Linked DNA regions of Homo sapiens: region 2 is linked to region 1. A link is a contact called in ENCODE Hi-C or POLR2A ChIA-PET data. All regions are on one chromosome and are shown on one strand. The core of a region is the stretch at or near the end of the contact, and the rest is flanking DNA. Distances in the headings are between cores, read along the strand shown.

The links. A loop is a pair of places that touch in the nucleus more often than their neighbours do. ChIA-PET counts read pairs that join two places held with the same protein, here RNA polymerase II (POLR2A). Pooled maps may share reads with other maps.
Region 2: a loop to region 1 is called in a pooled map, with 2.2 times the contacts of the local background. The contact joins two enhancer-like sites. A Hi-C loop is called at or near these places in 1 of 50 pooled maps. POLR2A ChIA-PET finds 5 or more read pairs at or near these places in 3 of 52 experiments (MCF 10A, RWPE1 and endothelial cell of umbilical vein).

What each region holds. Positions count from the first base shown.
Region 1 is chr9:137,284,587-137,289,050 of GRCh38, forward strand. No RefSeq gene overlaps it. Among named protein-coding and RNA genes, the nearest start is that of TOR4A, 9.1 kb to the left of the region's middle. RefSeq lists a silencer at 2,184-2,283 and an enhancer at 2,584-2,633. Within about 2 kb of position 2,070, at least 2 of the 41 ENCODE cell types and tissues checked have a DNase peak (open chromatin) inside an H3K27ac peak, as active enhancers do.
Region 2 is chr9:137,479,560-137,484,040 of GRCh38, forward strand. PNPLA7 (patatin like domain 7, lysophospholipase) reads right to left here. Exons shown (of 35, transcript NM_001098537.3): 22 at 1,401-1,464; 23 at 753-921. Among named protein-coding and RNA genes, the nearest start is that of NSMF, 22 kb to the left of the region's middle. RefSeq lists an enhancer at 3,530-4,481. Within about 2 kb of position 2,733, at least 9 of the 41 ENCODE cell types and tissues checked have a DNase peak (open chromatin) inside an H3K27ac peak, as active enhancers do.

The DNA.
Region 1 (4,464 bases), core at 820-3,319:
TCCCAAAGTGCTGGGATTACAGGCGTGAGCCACCATGCCTGGCCCTAGGCAAACTTTTTGAAATAAAGCTTTTTTTTTTTTTTTTGGTTTGTTTGTTTGAGACAGGGTCTCACTCTGTCACCTAGGCTGGAGGGCAGTGGTGCAATCTCAGCTAGTGGTGCAATCTTGGCTCACTGCAGCCTTAAACTCCCAGGTTCAAGCGATTCTCCTGCCTTGGCCTCCTGAGTAGCTGGGACCAGAGGCGTGTGCCACCATGTCCTGGTAATTTTTGTTTTTTTTTTTTTTTTTGAGACAGAGTCTCGCTCTGTTGCCCAGGCTGGAGTGCAGTGGCGCGATCTCTGCTCACTGCAAGCTCCGCCTCCTGGGTTCATGCCATTCTCCTGCCTCAGCCTCCCAAGTAGCTGGGACTACAGGCGCCCATCACCACGCCTGGCTAGTTTTTTGCATTTTTTTTTTTTGAGATGGAGTCTTGCTCTGTCATCCAGGCTGGAAGTGCAGTGGCGCAATCTTGGCTCACTGCAAGCTCCGCCTCCCGGGTTCTCGCCATTCTGCCTCAGCCTCCTTAGTAGCTGGGATTACAGGCGCCTGCCACCATGACTGGCTAATTTTTTTTTTTGCATTTTTTTAGTAGAGACGGGGTTTCACCATGTTAGCCAGGATGGTCTCGATCTCCTGACCTCATGATCCGCCCTCCTCGGCCTCCCAAAGTGCTGGGATTACAGGCATGAGCCACCGTGTCCGGCCCCACATTGGGTAGTTTCTATTGATCTAGTCTCAAATTGCATGGCGAGCACATACAATTCCAGCTGCCCGGGAGGCTGAGGCAGGAGAATCACTTGAATCCAGGAGGCAGAGGTTGCAGTGAGCCGAGATTGAGCCATTGCACTCCAGCCTGGGAGACAGAGCGAGACTTATCTCAAAAAAAAAAAAAAAAAATCTGTTGCTCAACCTCTTTAGTGGATTTCTCATTTCAGTTTTTGTGCTTTTTAACTCCAAACTTTCCATTTCCATTTGGTTCTTTTTTTTTTTGTCTTTCAATTCTTTATTATATATAAAAAATTGTTTTCCATCTTGAAAGTTTTTTTTTTAAATTTTTTTTGAGAGATGAATCTCAATCTGTTTCCCAGGTTGGAGTGCAGTGGTGCAATCTCAGATCACGGCAACCTCTGCCTCCTGGGTTCAGGCAATTCTCCTGCCTCAGCCTCCTGAGTAGCTGGGATTACAGGCATGTGCCACCACGCCCAGCTAATTTTTGTAGTTTTAGTAGAGACAGGATTTCTCCATGTTGGCCAGGCTGGTCTCAAACTCCTGATCTCAGGTGATCCACCACCTTGGCCTCCCAAAGTGCTGGGATTACAGGTGTGAGCCACTGCACCCGGCCTAATTTTTGTATTTTTTTAGTAGAGACGGGGTTTCACTATATGTTGGCCAGGCTGGTCTCGAACTCCTGAGATCAAGCAATCCTCTTGCCTCGGCCTCTCAAAGTGCTGGGATTACAGGCGTGAGCCACCGCACCTGGCTTCACCTTGAAAGTTTTAAAGCCAATGTATCTTCTCTTTCTGAAGATTTGAAACATTTTGTAGACAGAATGGAAAGCAATGAAAATCTACAAAAATGTTTTGAATACCCAAAAGAAAAAGCATCAGATTTGTTTCTGGCAATACCTGTGGTTGAGATGAAGGAATCCATAGCAGAGGTTTCTTCAGAGCCTCAGGCTTGGGATCAGTTTTTGTTGCACTATCAGGTTGAGTGTCTGCGATTACATGTTCAGAGGATCAACCAAAGTCAGAATTTCTGAAGTTGAAGTGAAACTACAGTATACTTTTTTTTTTCCAGACAGAGTTTCACTCGGTTGCCCAGGCTGGAGTGTAATGGCATGATCATAGCACATTGCTCAAGCACATAGCAACAGGCTCAAGCAATCCTCCTGCCTCAGCCTCCCGAGTAGCTGGGACTACAGGTGCATGTCACCACGCCCAGCTAATTTTGTTCATTTTTTGTACAGATGAGGTTTCACTATGTTGCCCAAGCTAGTCTCAAACTCCTGGGCTCAAGGGATCCTCCTGCTTTGGCTTCTCAAAGTGCTGGGACTACAGGCTTGAGCCACCACACCTGGCCCAGACTGTGTTCTTTTTTTTTTTTTTTTTGAGACGGAGTCTCGCTCTGTCGCCCAGGCTGGAGTGCAGTGGTGCGATCTCGGCTCACTGTAACCGCCTTCTGAGTTCACACTATTCTCCTGTCTCAGCCTTCCAAGTAGCTGAGATTGCAGCATGTGCCACCACACCTGGCTAACTTTGTATTTTTAGTAGAGATGGGGTTTCACCATGTTGGTCAGGCTGGTCTTGAACTCCTGACCTCAGGTGATCCGCCTGCCTTGGCCTCCCAAAGTGCTGAGATTACAGGCGTGAGCCACTGCACCTGACCCAGGAGAAGGTCTTTGACTGTGTGGAGCTGGTGATGGATGAGCTACAAGGAGCAGTCCCTGCCATGGGCCTTCGTGGACTGAGGCCGTCAGAGCCTCCAGCAGGTGTCAGTGCAGCTCAGGGAGAGACACCCACTCAGCACCTCCCAAGAGATGCAGACTCATGTCCAGGACCTCGTGGAGTTTCTGGAGGCTGGAAAGGGAACGGGGATGGAAGGCGCTCCAGCACGTGGCCATTGCCCGGGGGTGTGAGCTGGTGATTTCTGCCCTTCTGCCTCTGAGGATGAGCGTAGAGCGTCGTAGTTTTTCTTATTTTTTTTTTCAAGACGGAGTTTCGCTCTTGTTGCCCAGACTGGAGTGCAGTGGCGTGATCTCGGCTCACTGCAACCTCTGCCTCCCGGGTTCAAGTGATGCTTCTGCTTCAGCCTCCCGAGTAGCTTACCTGGCTAACTTTTGTAGTTTTAGTAGAGACAGGGTTTCATCATGTTGCCCAGGCTGGTCTCCAACTCTTGACCTCAGGTGATCCACCTGTGTCGGCCTCCCAAAGTGCTGGGATTACAGGTGTAAGCCACCGAGCCCAGCCTCTTTTCTTTTTTTAAAATTTTTATTTTTTTGAGACAGGGTCTTACTCTGTCACCCAGGCTAGAGTACAGTGGTAGAGTCATAGCTCACTGCAGCCTTGCACTCCTGGGCTCAAGTGATCCTCCCAGCTCAGCATCCCAAGCAGCTGGGGCCACAGGTGTGCACCACCATGCTTGCTTAATTTTTGTATTTTTTATAGAAATGGGGCTTTGCCACATTGCCCAGGCTGGTCTCGAACTCCTGAGCTCAAATGATCCACCCACCTTGACCTCCCAAAGTGCTGGGATTACAGGTGTGAGCCACGGCGCCCAGCCGCCCATTCCTTTTTAAGGCTGAAATGAGTACTGTGGATCAGGATGCAATGTGACTGGTGTCCTTACAAGAAGAGAATATTTGGGCCAGGCACGGTGGCTCACGCCTGTAATCCCAGCACTTTGGGAGGCCGAGGCGGGCAGATCACGAGGTCAGGAGATCAAGACCAACCTGGCTAACATGGTGAAGCCCCATCTCTACTAAAAATACAAAAAATTAGCCAGGCCTGGTGGCAGGTGCCTGTAGTCCCAGCTACTTGGGAGGCTGAGGCAGGAGAATGGTGTGAATCCGGGAGGCGGAGCTTGCAGTGAGCCGAGATCGCGCCACTGCACTCCAGCCTGGGCGACAGAATGAGATTCACTCTCAAAAAATAAAATAAAATAAAATAATAAAAAAATAGAAAAGGAAAGAAAAAGCGCCTCTGCCCGGCCGCCCCTACTGGGAAGTGAGGAGCCCCTCTGCCCGGCCAGCCGCCCCGTCCGGGAGGGAGGTGGGGGGGTCGGCCCCCCGCCCGGCCAGCCGCCCCGTCCGGGAGGTGAGGGGCGCCTCTGCCCGGCCGCCCCTACTGGGAAGTGAGGAGCCCCTCTGCCCGGCCAGCCGCCCCGTCCGGGAGGGAGGTGGGGGGGGTCAGCCCCCCTGCCCGGCCAGCCGCCCCGTCCGGGAGGTGAGGGGCGCCTCTGCCCGGCCGCCCCTACTGGGAAGTGAGGAGCCCCTCTGCCCGGCCACCACCCCGTCTGGGAGGTGTGCCTAACAGCTCATTGAGAACGGGCCAGGATGACAATGGCGGCTTTGTGGAATGGAAAGGCGGGAAAGGTGGGGAAAAGATTGAGAAATCGGATGGTTGCCGTGTCTGTGTAGAAAGAAGTAGACATGGGAGACTTTTCATTTTGTTCTGCACTAAGAAAAATTCCTCTGCCTTGGGATCCTGTTGATCTGTGACCTTACCCCCAACCCTGTGCTCTCTGAAACATGTGCTGTGTCCACTCAGGGTTAAATGGATTAAGGGCGGTGCAAGATGTGCTTTGTTAAACAGATGCTTGAAGGCAGCATGCTCGTTAAGAGTCATCACCCATCCCTAATCTCAAGTAATCAGGGACACAAACACTGCGGAAGGCCGCAGAGTCCTCTGCCTAGGAAAACCAGAGACC
Region 2 (4,481 bases), core at 1,483-3,982, 200 kb after region 1:
AGCATCACTAGCTGCAGAACAGGAACATACATCAGAGAGGAGGAATTTTTAGCTGCCCCAGGATTAGCCCAGGCAGGCTTGTGATGAGAACAGAGCAGGGAGCAGAGGAGGGAGACGGGAAATGCAAACTGAAGGCAGGAAGCTGGAGAACACGAACAGGACTGGGTGGCCATGAGCCCGAGGCCTCGCCTGCAGCAATGGCCAGGTGGAAGGAAGCAATCAGGTCAGTGATCTGCTGCCATCTGGGAACCTGCAGACACAGCCTGGGGCCAGCGTCCCGAAGGTGCCTGCAGAAGGCTGTTCCTGTTGGCTGAGGATGCAGAGGCAGAGGGTAAGGCATTCACAAGAGGAAAACTAAGCAGCCAGAAAAAGCAGTGAGAGGAACAGGAACGACGCCGACACCTAAGTGCTGTGGAGAAAAGCAAACTTCAGATGACACAAAATAGGGCACCGTTTACGTAAAAGGTTAGTCCTGGAAAAGGCTTCCCGCACCTGCTGTAAAAGTGCGAAAGGCGGCCGGAGGCTGCGGCTTCACAAGAGGCCACGTGGGGCACCTGCCCTGCTCCGTGCTAGAACCCCTGGAGGTCAATACAGCACCGTGTTTTTAAAACATGGGTAGCAGATATCTGAGTGTTGGCTCTTATCATCTGTCTTTTTCTGAGTTTGTGCAGTATTTTACTCAAAGGAAAAGAGAAACAGGAGGTTCTGAAGAGAGGGCTCTCCCCAGCTCCACCGGCCCTCCCCGTGCTCACCTCGCCCACTGTGGGCTCCTGGTCACCCAGGCCCACGATGAGGATGCAGTCGGCCTGGCGCACGCAGCGCTGGGTCCAGGGTGTGAGCGTGCCATCTGCCTGGTAGAGCACGATCCTGTGGGTGTCCTCCTGCTGCCCCAGCCAGCTGGACAGCCGGTACTCGTGAACACTGCAGCACGCAGAGGGAGTACCTCACTACTCCGCAGGGGCCTGGCACTCTTAGCACATGTCCCCGGGGCAAAGAGGCAGCAGAGGCCAGCACCAGCCGCTGCCCCTTCCCCTCCCTGCCCAGCACTTCCTGCCATCGCTAGTTCGCAGTGAGTTATTCAGGGCCTAGGCAGTCACGCAGAGGCTGCAGTTAAGCCCAGAGGCTGAGGCTCGTTGAGGGGCAGGCTGGGGAGAGTGAGACCCGGGGCTGCCCAGGCGGGAAGCGGGGGCTGGGGTCCCCTGGGAGGCCTGACAGTGCCCAGCAGGTCAGCGCTGCCCAGTGTGTCCAGTGAAGGGAGTCACGTCATCAGCCCTCACACCACAGTGTGCTGGACGAGGAGCACGCTGCAGTGCAGATGCTGGATGTGGACACAGTGGGGACACATCTCAGGGCTGCGTTGGGCCGGCTGGGAGGAAGGAGTCGGGGCTGGCGGCACGCACCTGTCCAGGGCAGCGGAGCCAAGGCGCCGTTTTATGTTGTCACTAGTCAGCAGCAGGGTCGGGCCTGAAAACACCACCACCAGTAACGGAGCCTGCCTGGGCAGCCCACCTCCAACGCCAACAAGGCACCGACACCCAGCAAGGTACCGACGCCGAGCCAGGCACCGACGCCCAGCCAGGCACCAAGGAGGAGGAAGGCAGTGAGAGTCCACTCCCCAACCCCAAGGTCTGCTCCCCTTGAGCACAACTGCCAAGCCTTCTTCACCTGCCAGTGGGGAAGGGCCTGTGGCCTGATGCTACCTCCCATCTGCCCTGAAGGAGGCCTCGGGTAGCCTCTCTGAGCCTCGGTCCCCTCCAGCACGAGCAGCAGTGGAATCTCTGTGTCCTGCCACGTGTGCAGGGCAGGGAAGGCTGTGCGATGGGAGATAACGTAATTTCCAAAACCCAGATCATCGAGGTGCCAGACGCCAAGAGGCCAGGGTCCCCAGTGTTGACATGCCTGTTCGTATGCATCTTCCACATGGGCACGGCTGTCAGGGCCCTTCTCAACCAGGGGCGCCAGTGTCAGCCCTGGCATCACAGCCACCAGAGGCTCAGGGGAGAAGCTAAGATGAGGGGCTCAGCCTGAGGGGGTGCTGCTTGGCAGTGCCGGGTGGGAAAGGACCCAGAGCCCCATGTGTGGGAAGCAGGGAGGTCTAATTCTAATTAAAAGCTAGAGATCGGCTGGGCGCGGTGGCTCACGCCTGTAATCCCAGCACTTTGGGAGGCCAAGGGATCACGAGGTCAGGAGATCCGGTGAAACTCCATCTCTACTAAAAATACAAAACTTAGCTGGGTGTGGTGGCGGGCGCCTGTAGTCCCAGCTACTTGGGAGGCTGAGGCAGGAGAATGGCATGAACTCGGGAGGTGGAGCTTGCAGTGAGCTGAGATCGCGCCACTGCACTCCAGCCTGGACAACAGAGCAAGACTCCATCTCAGAAAAAACAACAACTAGAGATCAGATCAATGTGTCTCGTGCCTTAACTAGCAACATTTGTTTCTTAGAGGCACACAAAATAAGGGCCCCTCTTACAACTGAACTAGAATGCCCCCTGGGCTCAAGAGACAGCTCTGAGCTGAAAATCCAGCCCAATGCTGGTGCGATGTGCAGCAGCCGAAACCTGCTCACTGCTGTGGGACTGCAGCCTGGTGCAGCCTCACTGGAAGTCAGCTTGGTGGTTTCTTCTACAACTAAACATACTCCGACCACAGGATCCAGCAATCATGCTCCTTGGTGTTTACCCAAAGGAACTGAAAACCTCTGTCCACACAGAAGCACGCACACAGGTGTTTACAGCAGCTTCACTCATAATTGCCAAATCCTGGAAGCAGCCAAATGCCCTCCAGTAGATGAACAGATCAACTGTGGTGCGTCCAGGCAGCGGACGATGACTCAGCACCAAAAAGAACTGAGCTCCAGGCCAGGAAAAGGCCAGGAGGAACTTTGCGTGCACGTGACTGAGTGGGAGAAGGCCGTCTGCAGAGGCTACACCGTGTGGTTCCATTTCCATCACTTTCTCAGAATGACAAAATTATAGAGATCGAGAACAGATCCAGGGCTGCCGGCAAGCCGGGGTGCTGGGTGACAACATGGCAGCCACCTGCAGGGTCTCCTCCGTGACAGAGTGGCCCCGTGTGGTGCAGGTCACAGAAACGGCACCCACACCACACTGCACCACACACACCCAGGAGGGCACGGACGGGCTGCTGGGGCCCAAGGGGTCTACAGATGGCGTAAACGCCAACGTCCCGGCCTCGATGTTACCCCCTAAGGCGCTGCCCGTGAAGGAGCCCTGGCGAAGGGCACATGGGGTCTCTCTTTACTATTCCACAATTTCTCCGATCCTATAATTATTTCAAAATAAAGTGGGTTTTTTGTTTGTTTTTGTTTTGACACGGAGTCTTACTCTGTTGCCCAGGCTGGAGTGCAGTGGCACCATCTCAGCTCACTGCAACCTCCACTTCCCGGGGTCAAGCGATTCTCCTGCCTCAGCCTCCCTGGTAGCTGGGACTACAGGAGCCTGCCAACAAGCCTGGCTAATTTTTGTGTTTTTAGTGAGACGGGGTTTCAACATATTGGCTAGGCCGGTCTCGAACTCCTGACCTCAAGTGATCCTCCCACCTCAGCCTCCCCAAGTGCTGGGATTACAGGCGTGAGCCACCACGCCTGGCTTAAAAAGTGTTTTTTAAAGGGAACTAATTTATGTGACGTGGGACAGCTCCACCGCACAACTCGAAGATGTTTCTAAAGGGAACTAGTTTATGTGACGCGGGACAGCTCCACCGTACAACTCGAAGATGTTTTTGGACATACCTGGAATACTCTGACTGATGTCACCGGAAATGAGTAAGATTTTCTGCATATACTGGGAATATGTGTCATGTAACGACGGTCAAGGCCATCAGACAAGGCAATCCATGCTTTATGTGTTTTAAAATTTTGTTTTGAGAGTAACTTTCATTTATTTATTTTTGAGATAGAGTCTTGCTCTGTCACCCACGCTGGAGTGCAGTGGTGCGATCTAGGCTCACTGCAACCTCTACCTCCTGGGTTCAAGCGATTCTCCTGCCTCAGCCTCCCACATAGCTGGGATTACAGGCATTTCCACCACCACGCCCAGCTAATTTTTGTATTTTTAGTAGAAACGGGGTTTCACCATGTTGGCCAGGCTTGTCTAGAACTCCTGACCTCAAGTGATCCACCCGCCTCGGCCTCCCAAAGTGCTGGGATTACAGGCATGAGCCACCGCACGTGGCTGAGAATAACTTATAAGTATTCGATGTTTATAGTAGCATCTTTCTATATTATAAATTTTTTGAATGTATTGTTTTCTATTACCAAATGTCTGTATCAGGAGGGAGCATTTTCACATGGTTCTGAAATACTCTTGTCACAATATATTGTTTTATAATAATTATACAACATTCATTGCATTTATTATTATTATTATTTGAGACAGAATCTTGCTCTGTCGCCCAGGCTGGAGTGCAATGGTGTGTGATCTTGGCTCACTGCAACCTCTATCTCCCGGGTTCAAGCGA